Linked DNA regions of Homo sapiens: region 1 is linked to region 2. Evidence: chromatin contacts called from ENCODE Hi-C or POLR2A ChIA-PET data. All regions are on one chromosome and are shown on one strand. The core of a region is the stretch at or near the end of the contact, and the rest is flanking DNA. Distances in the headings are between cores, read along the strand shown.

Region 1 (3,781 bases), core at 458-2,957, 200 kb after region 2:
CCCTAGTATCCAAACCTATCCCTAGCACATCATAGGTGTTGAATAAATATTTGCTGAATGACCAAGTGCAATTAAGGACTAACTTATTATGAGGGCATTTTGCTATTAAGAGAGGTACTTGAATATCATGAAGCTGCTCAAGAGTGAAAAAAAAATTTTTTTTAAACAGAGGTACTTGATTGCTCTCCAGTGACAAAGATCATCTCTGGTTACATAGCTGTTGCATTACAAAACTGAATGCTCAATAAACAGACATAATCATATGTCCATCTTTCCAGAATAACTGCAAACCAACAAAAATGGGGTAAAAAGCTCAGGTTTTAACAGTACCTGAAATGAAGTAAGGAACTGAGATTTGGAGTATGCTAGAGATTGAGTCACTACTATGGACAAATAAGAGCTTTTACTGACTCAAATCCAGAAGGTCAGTTGTTATCATTGAATCAGAATCTCTGGTGGTGGGAGTATAGGAGCTCATATTTTTCAAAAGCTACCCCAGGTGCTTCCAATATGCAACCAAGTTTGAGAACCACTTTAAACTATAATAACTGTGGTTCTAAACTAGTCTGATCCATCTTTAACCCCAGCCATTGTACCACACTAAAGAAGGACATTGACTTGTGAGTGCTAGACCAAATATGCCCAAGAATGATATCACAAGATTCTTACGGAAATACCTTCCCTGTACTTAACACATTTATCAAGAGTTTCGTCCTTCCCCTTGAGACAATGTAGGAAAGCAATACTGCCTTTATCATTAATTTGAATTTGTGCACTGAGGTAAATGTAAGGACTGTCGTTATTAAGACAGCCACTTGAAAAGGAAGGAAGCTCAAGCCTCTTTAACTTAATACTCTCCATAGAGTAAATACAGGTGTATTTGTGGGATGTCTAAGAAGACTGCGTTAACCCAGACAGAGGTGTCTGCAATCTGATGAAGGGATCAGTCTAGATTCAGGTTCACCAGAAACAAAGTTAGTGTTAAAAGAAAGATAAGAAGAACTAGTCACCTGACTATTGGAAGAGAGAGGGTAACTGAGCACATGCTTTAAGACCAAAAGGACACTAAAGTTCTCCCGATAAATAATGGGTGGGAACATATTCTGTTTTGGACTGCTTGTATTTTTGGGGGGGGGGCGGGGAGGGGAAGTCTCAACTAATCTTAAATTTAGAGCAAACAGGGCAAACCCAGTCTGCAGGATGGAACAAAAACAGGGAGCACTACACTCCCCTGTGCCCCCCCATTTCTATCTGCCTAAGCAGTTCCCACTCACAGCTACAATTTTCCAGCCCCACCTTGCACCTTCAGTTTAGGTTTGGTCCTACTTGCCACCCTACCCCACCTTGCATATTGGCAAAGACAAATGAAGAAATCCCGGATATCTTTACAATACAGCTGTCACCACATAGTAGTTGAGAAAACATTCTGGTCTGAGAGACAAGATGAACACACAGGAAAGACTGTGACTTCAGATAATCACATTAAAGTCTCTGTATCTCCTTTTCTCACTAGCAAAAATCTTCTCATAAACGTTACCAATTTTAAACCTCTAAAATAGCTGACAGCTGTTTCCCAAATACTTGAGACTTCTCTGCTTTGAAACAGTTCACTTACTCTCTTTGGTTAAATGTAAGAGTGATAATATGTAGTATTATATGAAAACAGGTACCTCAAAAAGCCCCTGGTCTAGTCCCGCCCCCAGGACTAACTCTGCCCAGATCAACCTAGCCTGAGCAAGACAGCTTACCAATAAGCCTACTCACTGATGAATCACTGCTATAGAGCAGGCACAAAGCTGATTTCCCTACAATACAGATGAAAACAATAGACTTGCTCAGTCACTTGCAAATCAGTGAACAAAGAGGATTAAAACCCAAACTAATCAGCCAATTTTTTGTAAAGTATAGTAATTTGTATTGAATACAATGTTCTTTTTTATTTGAGATAGAGTTTTGCTCTTGTTGCCCAGGCTGGAGTGCAGTGGCAGGATCTCAGCTCACCGCAACCTCTAGAGGCTGAGGCAGGAGAGAAGCAACTCTCCTGCCTCAGCCACTGGAGTAGCTGGGATTACAGGTGCCTGCCACCACACCCGGCTAATTTTTGTATTTTTAGTAGAGAGGGGGTTTCACCAGGTTTGTCAGGCTGGTCTCGAACTCCTGACCTCAGGTGATCTGCCCACCTCAGCCTCCCAAAGTGCTGGGATTACAGGTGTGAGCCACCGCACCCAGCCTGTATTGAATACAATTTTCTTAACATTATATAACTTCTAGGTTTTTAGATTGTTGGGTTCACTTTGCTTTCATAAAAGCATTTAAAGAAATTTTCAATTTGTTGCTCGCTGTAAGAAGATACTCTTATATTTTCTGTTACTATGTTTTTATTCATAAGAACATACGCTAAAAATTCGCAAAACAATAGGTGGGGGGCCACAAGAGGAAGGCTGGACAGATTATCTGGTAAAAGTAGCAGCCAAAAATTATTTAGCACTTGGAGTATGCCAGTACTGAGCTAAATCCTTAACATTCATTATTTCACTTGATTCTCACAACCACCTCATGAAGTAGATTCTATTAAATTACCAATATGGAAATACCAATGAGGAAAGGTCACATCCTTAGAAGTGTCAAACTTCTAAGTTTGACAGAAGTTATATCAGTCCATAACTTCTGTCATCTGATGTCTGGACAGACATCAGTCCATGTTACGTATACCTTAATATATGAAAGAAAGACCAACACCATCCATCAAGTTGACATGTGTATTTATTGCACAAATATCCCCTAGAACTGGGAGGTTATTATAATACAAGTGTACATTTGAGAAATGTATACAGAACAAGAAACAGCTATGTACATATCCAACATCTAAGTAACTTAGAAAAAGCAGAACAATCTCATAAGACATCTACCAGAAGTAGGCATTATGTAAAATCTGTTTTTTTAAGTGATCATCCCCAGAGTATGCCAATTGGAACAAAACAAAATCTGTACTAGTATGTTTTTATTGCACTTAACATTTTCAAACTCAAAATTAAGACATATTAATAAAAGCCAGAAATATTTAAAATCAAACCAATTAGTTTATATACAAGAAAAAATTAGTTTTAATTCTATAATGTAAAAGATCCCTTTTTTATTTCCTGTTTCAATAAACAGGTTTTTTTTGATATGTAACAACTGTCTGTACCATAACTTGTAAAAATTATTTAGAACAAGCCAAAACTCTTTTCACATTCATCATAATGACCACACTTTAAAGTAGCAGCAGCTCATTCCTTGGGCTTTGCGTAAGGAAAGAATGACTATGGTGAAGGTAATAGAAATTATAGAAGGATTAGGAATTACAAAACTCAGGAATGGGAAGCAGTGGGGAGGAACAAAACAGTAACTCAGGAATCCTATAAGGATTAATGATTCTTTAAGAAACTATAGGTCATTTCCTTCCCAGCAAAGCTTAGCTTTAGGAACAACAATAGCATGAGCCACCCACTTATTGAGGACTAGAATTTCTAAACGGTAATTAAACATTTTAAATAAAGAACAGTTTGATGGTTAAGGAGACACCCAGACATTATCCAAGTGCTATACAGAGCTACAATAAAAAAAAAAAAAAGTACAAGGCTGGGCACAGTGGCTCACGCCTGTAATCCCAGTACTTTGGGAGGTCGAGGCAGGTGGATCACTTGAGTTCAGGAGTTCAAGACCAGCCTGACCAACACATGGTGAAATCTCATCTCTACTAAAAATAAAAAATTAGCTGGGTGTGGTGGCGCACACTTGT
Region 2 (3,689 bases), core at 1,189-3,688:
ATACAACTACACATTCAAGAAAAAGACAGTCAAAGTCCAGTGTTACTCAGAAAACTAGTTTAAAGGTATATCTTTCTCAGGCTCTCCCACAGCTATAATCATTTAATAAAATAAGAAGATTACAAATATTAATAAGTACATGTCTTTAGGGTTTCTCAACTTCTTTTTAACCCAACGCTCCTTCCTTTGATTAATATGAATATTTCTTGACCTGATCTGAATCCCAAATACCATCTTGAAGTAAGGGTAGGGGTGGGAGTCCAGGACTCAAGGGAAAGAACTACATTTTTGCTTTATCAAACTATATATACTTACCCCATATATTCTGCATATCCCACCTAAGAAGTCTTGTCTTGAGTTGAGAGTCACTGTTTTAGATTATTTTTATTTTTTAGACACAGGGTCCTGCTCTGTTGCCAGGCTATAGTGCAATGGCACGATCATAGCTCACTGCAGCTTCGAACTCCTGGGCTCAAGTGGTCCTCTTGCCTCAGCCCCAAGTAGCTGGGACTACGGTCTGCACCACCACACCCAGTTATTTTTAAACTTTTTGCAGAAATGAGGTCTCATTATGTTGCCGAGGCTGGTCTTCAACTCCTGGCCTCAAGCGATCCTCCCGCCTCAGCCTACCAAATTGCTGGGATTACAGGTATGAGCCACCATGCCCAGCCTGTTTCAGTTTTTTAAATTGTTTTAGGTTTAAACTTAGTGTCATACTTAGTTTCCTTTTTCTTCACCAACCTTGCAGAATATTAAACAGCTGAGTGGATACATGTTTAATAATGTGTTATAGAAAAAAACAGCATCTACATGTTCTATGTTGTTCTGTGACTTACTGCACAGCAGACAACTAGAGAGATGTTCTTCTGTATTCTAGGGACGCACTGAGGTGAAGGACCCAAAAACAAATCTGCAACAGAATGGCTAATGTACATAATAATCTATTTTGATAACTGGAAGAAACCAAATTTTTGTTTAGAAATAAAAGAAAAAGAAAATGCCCTAGTAATCCCAACAAGGGACGGGTCTCAAAGAAGTAAAAAATATCTTCTTGCTCACAGAGGAAAGTAGGGTTTAGTAGATATGTGACCTTTGGACCAATACCTAGAAATGTCATTAGGAAGAATTACAGGCTTTGGGTATGTTACTGGAATTCTCAGGGCCTCATCTTCATGCAGAAAGAGGATGACAACATCCTTAGTTCCAAGTCTTTCTCTGTTTATGGATCTTGGAGTTATTCACATATAACTCAAGTCATTTAAGGAATAATTTGTTGCACAGTAATCTTATTAAGTCGTTTCGTTAACTATTTCAAAGAGAAAAAGGCCTAGAAAATGTGTGATTTATATTTGGCCTACGTGGACAGGAACAGGGTAAGCCAAGACAAGCCAGTCTTCTGACGTCTATCATACATCTCTGAACTTGGGATCACTGCTATTTGTCAATGTCCATGAGCTGATTAGTCAATTTTTAAGAGGACCAAGAAAGTGGATGTAATAAGTAAATTAAAAATAAATAAAAACCTTCTTCTTGAAAAGAAAAAGTCATTGCTCTACACAATAATCTTGCTTCATTGTTTAAAAAATAATTTCATTCTTATGTCTATTTGATCAGTATTTCTCAAATATAATAATACTAAGAACCACCTGGCAAGCCAATTAAAATAAACATTCCAGATCCCATTTCTGGCAATTCAAGTTTATGAAGTCTGGGGTGGGACACAGTAATTGCATTTTTTAACAAGTTTCCCAGATGATTCTGATATTGCTATGTTAGACTAGTCCCTTCTCCCCCAATCAAAGATACGTAAAAAGTAGAAGATAAAAAAGCCTCCTCTACATATTTCACTCACAGATCCAGCTAACAGTAGGAAATAAAGTCAACTACAGAAAACAAGAGTATAAAATTTACTAACTCAATACATCAGTAAAATAACTTATGTACAAATGAGGCATTTTCAAGTGTTTATAAATAGTATTTTACTAAGTTGTCTGCCTAAGCTTTGACAAATGGTTTAATTTAAGCCATGTATACATTAATAACTGAAAACAAACTTAACACTAAAATTAAATAAGGAACTTCATCAGAGTGTCTTCCTCCTTTTAGACTTGAATCGCGTATAGAAGCAGTTTAAAGTGTTACTGTTGCCTTGGCTATTTGAATTGAAGATGGCACTCCCTTTCTCATCTTTGATGTTGCTTCCAACATCCTTCACTTTCTCACAGCTTTCTGTAGCTTGATTGTGATCTGTGTCCTCTTTTTGGCTGTTGACTAGTCTCTCCCTTGAAAGCATTCTTTCCCTAAGTCTTCTAAACGGGGATGTCATTCTTTTTCTGGTTGTGTTCTCACAACTTGTCCTGTCTCTATTCTCCTCAGTGGCCTTCTCAGTACTGTCTGTTCTTTTGGCTGTGCTCCTGGTAATCTGAAGGATTTTCTTTTGCAAGTAAGCCCCACCTATTCCGGGGCAGCTCTGGCCACTGATCTTGCTGCTGTGATCAGATATGATACTGCCAACTGGAGGGAGAGATGCAAAAACCCTGACATGGTCAATCACAATTAGCCTTGTTTACATAATATTTCACTATTTAAAAATTCTAACATCTTGATAATATCTGAAAAATTGAAATCTAGCAACATATTTTTTAATGCATGGAAAAAAATCTACTTATATATAAAACATATACACATCAGTTATTGCAAGACAGAATGCAGGAGAAAGATTACCTTTATCAGCACAAGCTGGTGATAAAAATAAAAACAAAAACAAAAACAAAAAAACTGTTGAAAGGAAGCCAAGCTGGTAAAATCATAAGGAAAAATATGACAAAAATATCAGGTAACTAGAATTATTTCTGTAAAGTAACTATGTAGGTCTAGAATTGTAAGGTAGATTTTACTATGAAGAAGCTTAGTAAAAACCAAATAAGACATATAAATAGTACATACAATAGGTATATTTATAACGTTCATTTTCTGATCCTGTTGTAGATCCAAGGTGGAGAGTGCTTTTCTTAAACACTAGGGTAGATAATGTTTAAGGTCTTTTGACTTCTTTTTTAAAGTTCTTGTTTAAACTATCCTCATGCAAAACATGAAGACAGGTTTATTTTCTTAATCATAAGAAAACAAAGAACAGATCTCCAAGTTTAATAAGAACCAGGAACAGATCCTAATAATTTACTCTGAGCATAATGACAGTTTTGTTCAATCATAGGTTACTGGCAAAAACCTGTCTACAAAAATAGAAGGATCATACTTGGTTGGGGTTTTGATAGTACACATGCAAGAACAAGCTGAAACAGTTTTGAAGAGAAGAATTTCTTCAGGCTTCTAAGAATTCTAAACATTACTACGAGAAGCTCACAAACCTATAAACATGGTGTTCAATTGTTGGCTACAATTTTCTCACAAAGGGAGAAAATACTTCTCTATTCGAGTGTTGAGTGTAGATTTTGTTGGGAATAAGAGCAATGGAGGAATTCCTGTTTCTAATACCACTTTCCAGAAGTCACATTCAGGCATAAAATACCAAATCAGCTATAATGGGATGGACCACTGAGCAGCCTCTAACAGGGGTAAGGAGTGTAAAGGTGTTCCTGAACGAGCATTAGGAGCATATGGATACTGTTCATTTGGACCATCTGTCTGACTGGAGGCACTGCGGCTTATCCTACATCGCAAGATCTGGT

What was found. Hi-C counts contacts between places; a loop is a spot of excess contacts on that map. ChIA-PET counts read pairs that join two places held with the same protein, here RNA polymerase II (POLR2A). Pooled maps may share reads with other maps.
Region 1: a map of IMR-90 shows a loop between it and region 2 (2.6-fold over the local background). The contact joins two enhancer-like sites. A Hi-C loop is called at or near these places in 2 of 168 maps with a recorded cell type or tissue (IMR-90 and endothelial cell of umbilical vein), 4 of 37 single-sample maps with no recorded cell type and 11 of 50 pooled maps. POLR2A ChIA-PET finds 5 or more read pairs at or near these places in 3 of 52 experiments (GM12878, WTC11 and activated B cell).

The regions. Positions count from the first base shown.
Region 1 is chr5:131,638,969-131,642,749 of GRCh38, forward strand. It overlaps FNIP1 (folliculin interacting protein 1), which reads right to left. Exons shown (of 18, transcript NM_133372.3): 18 at 2,746-3,781. Among named protein-coding and RNA genes, the nearest start is that of RAPGEF6, 5.6 kb to the left of the region's middle. Within about 2 kb of position 1,708, at least 4 of the 41 ENCODE cell types and tissues checked have a DNase peak (open chromatin) inside an H3K27ac peak, as active enhancers do.
Region 2 is chr5:131,433,868-131,437,556 of GRCh38, forward strand. The region is part of intron 24 of RAPGEF6 (Rap guanine nucleotide exchange factor 6); the gene reads right to left. Among named protein-coding and RNA genes, the nearest start is that of CDC42SE2, 170 kb to the left of the region's middle. Within about 2 kb of position 2,439, at least 3 of the 41 ENCODE cell types and tissues checked have a DNase peak (open chromatin) inside an H3K27ac peak, as active enhancers do.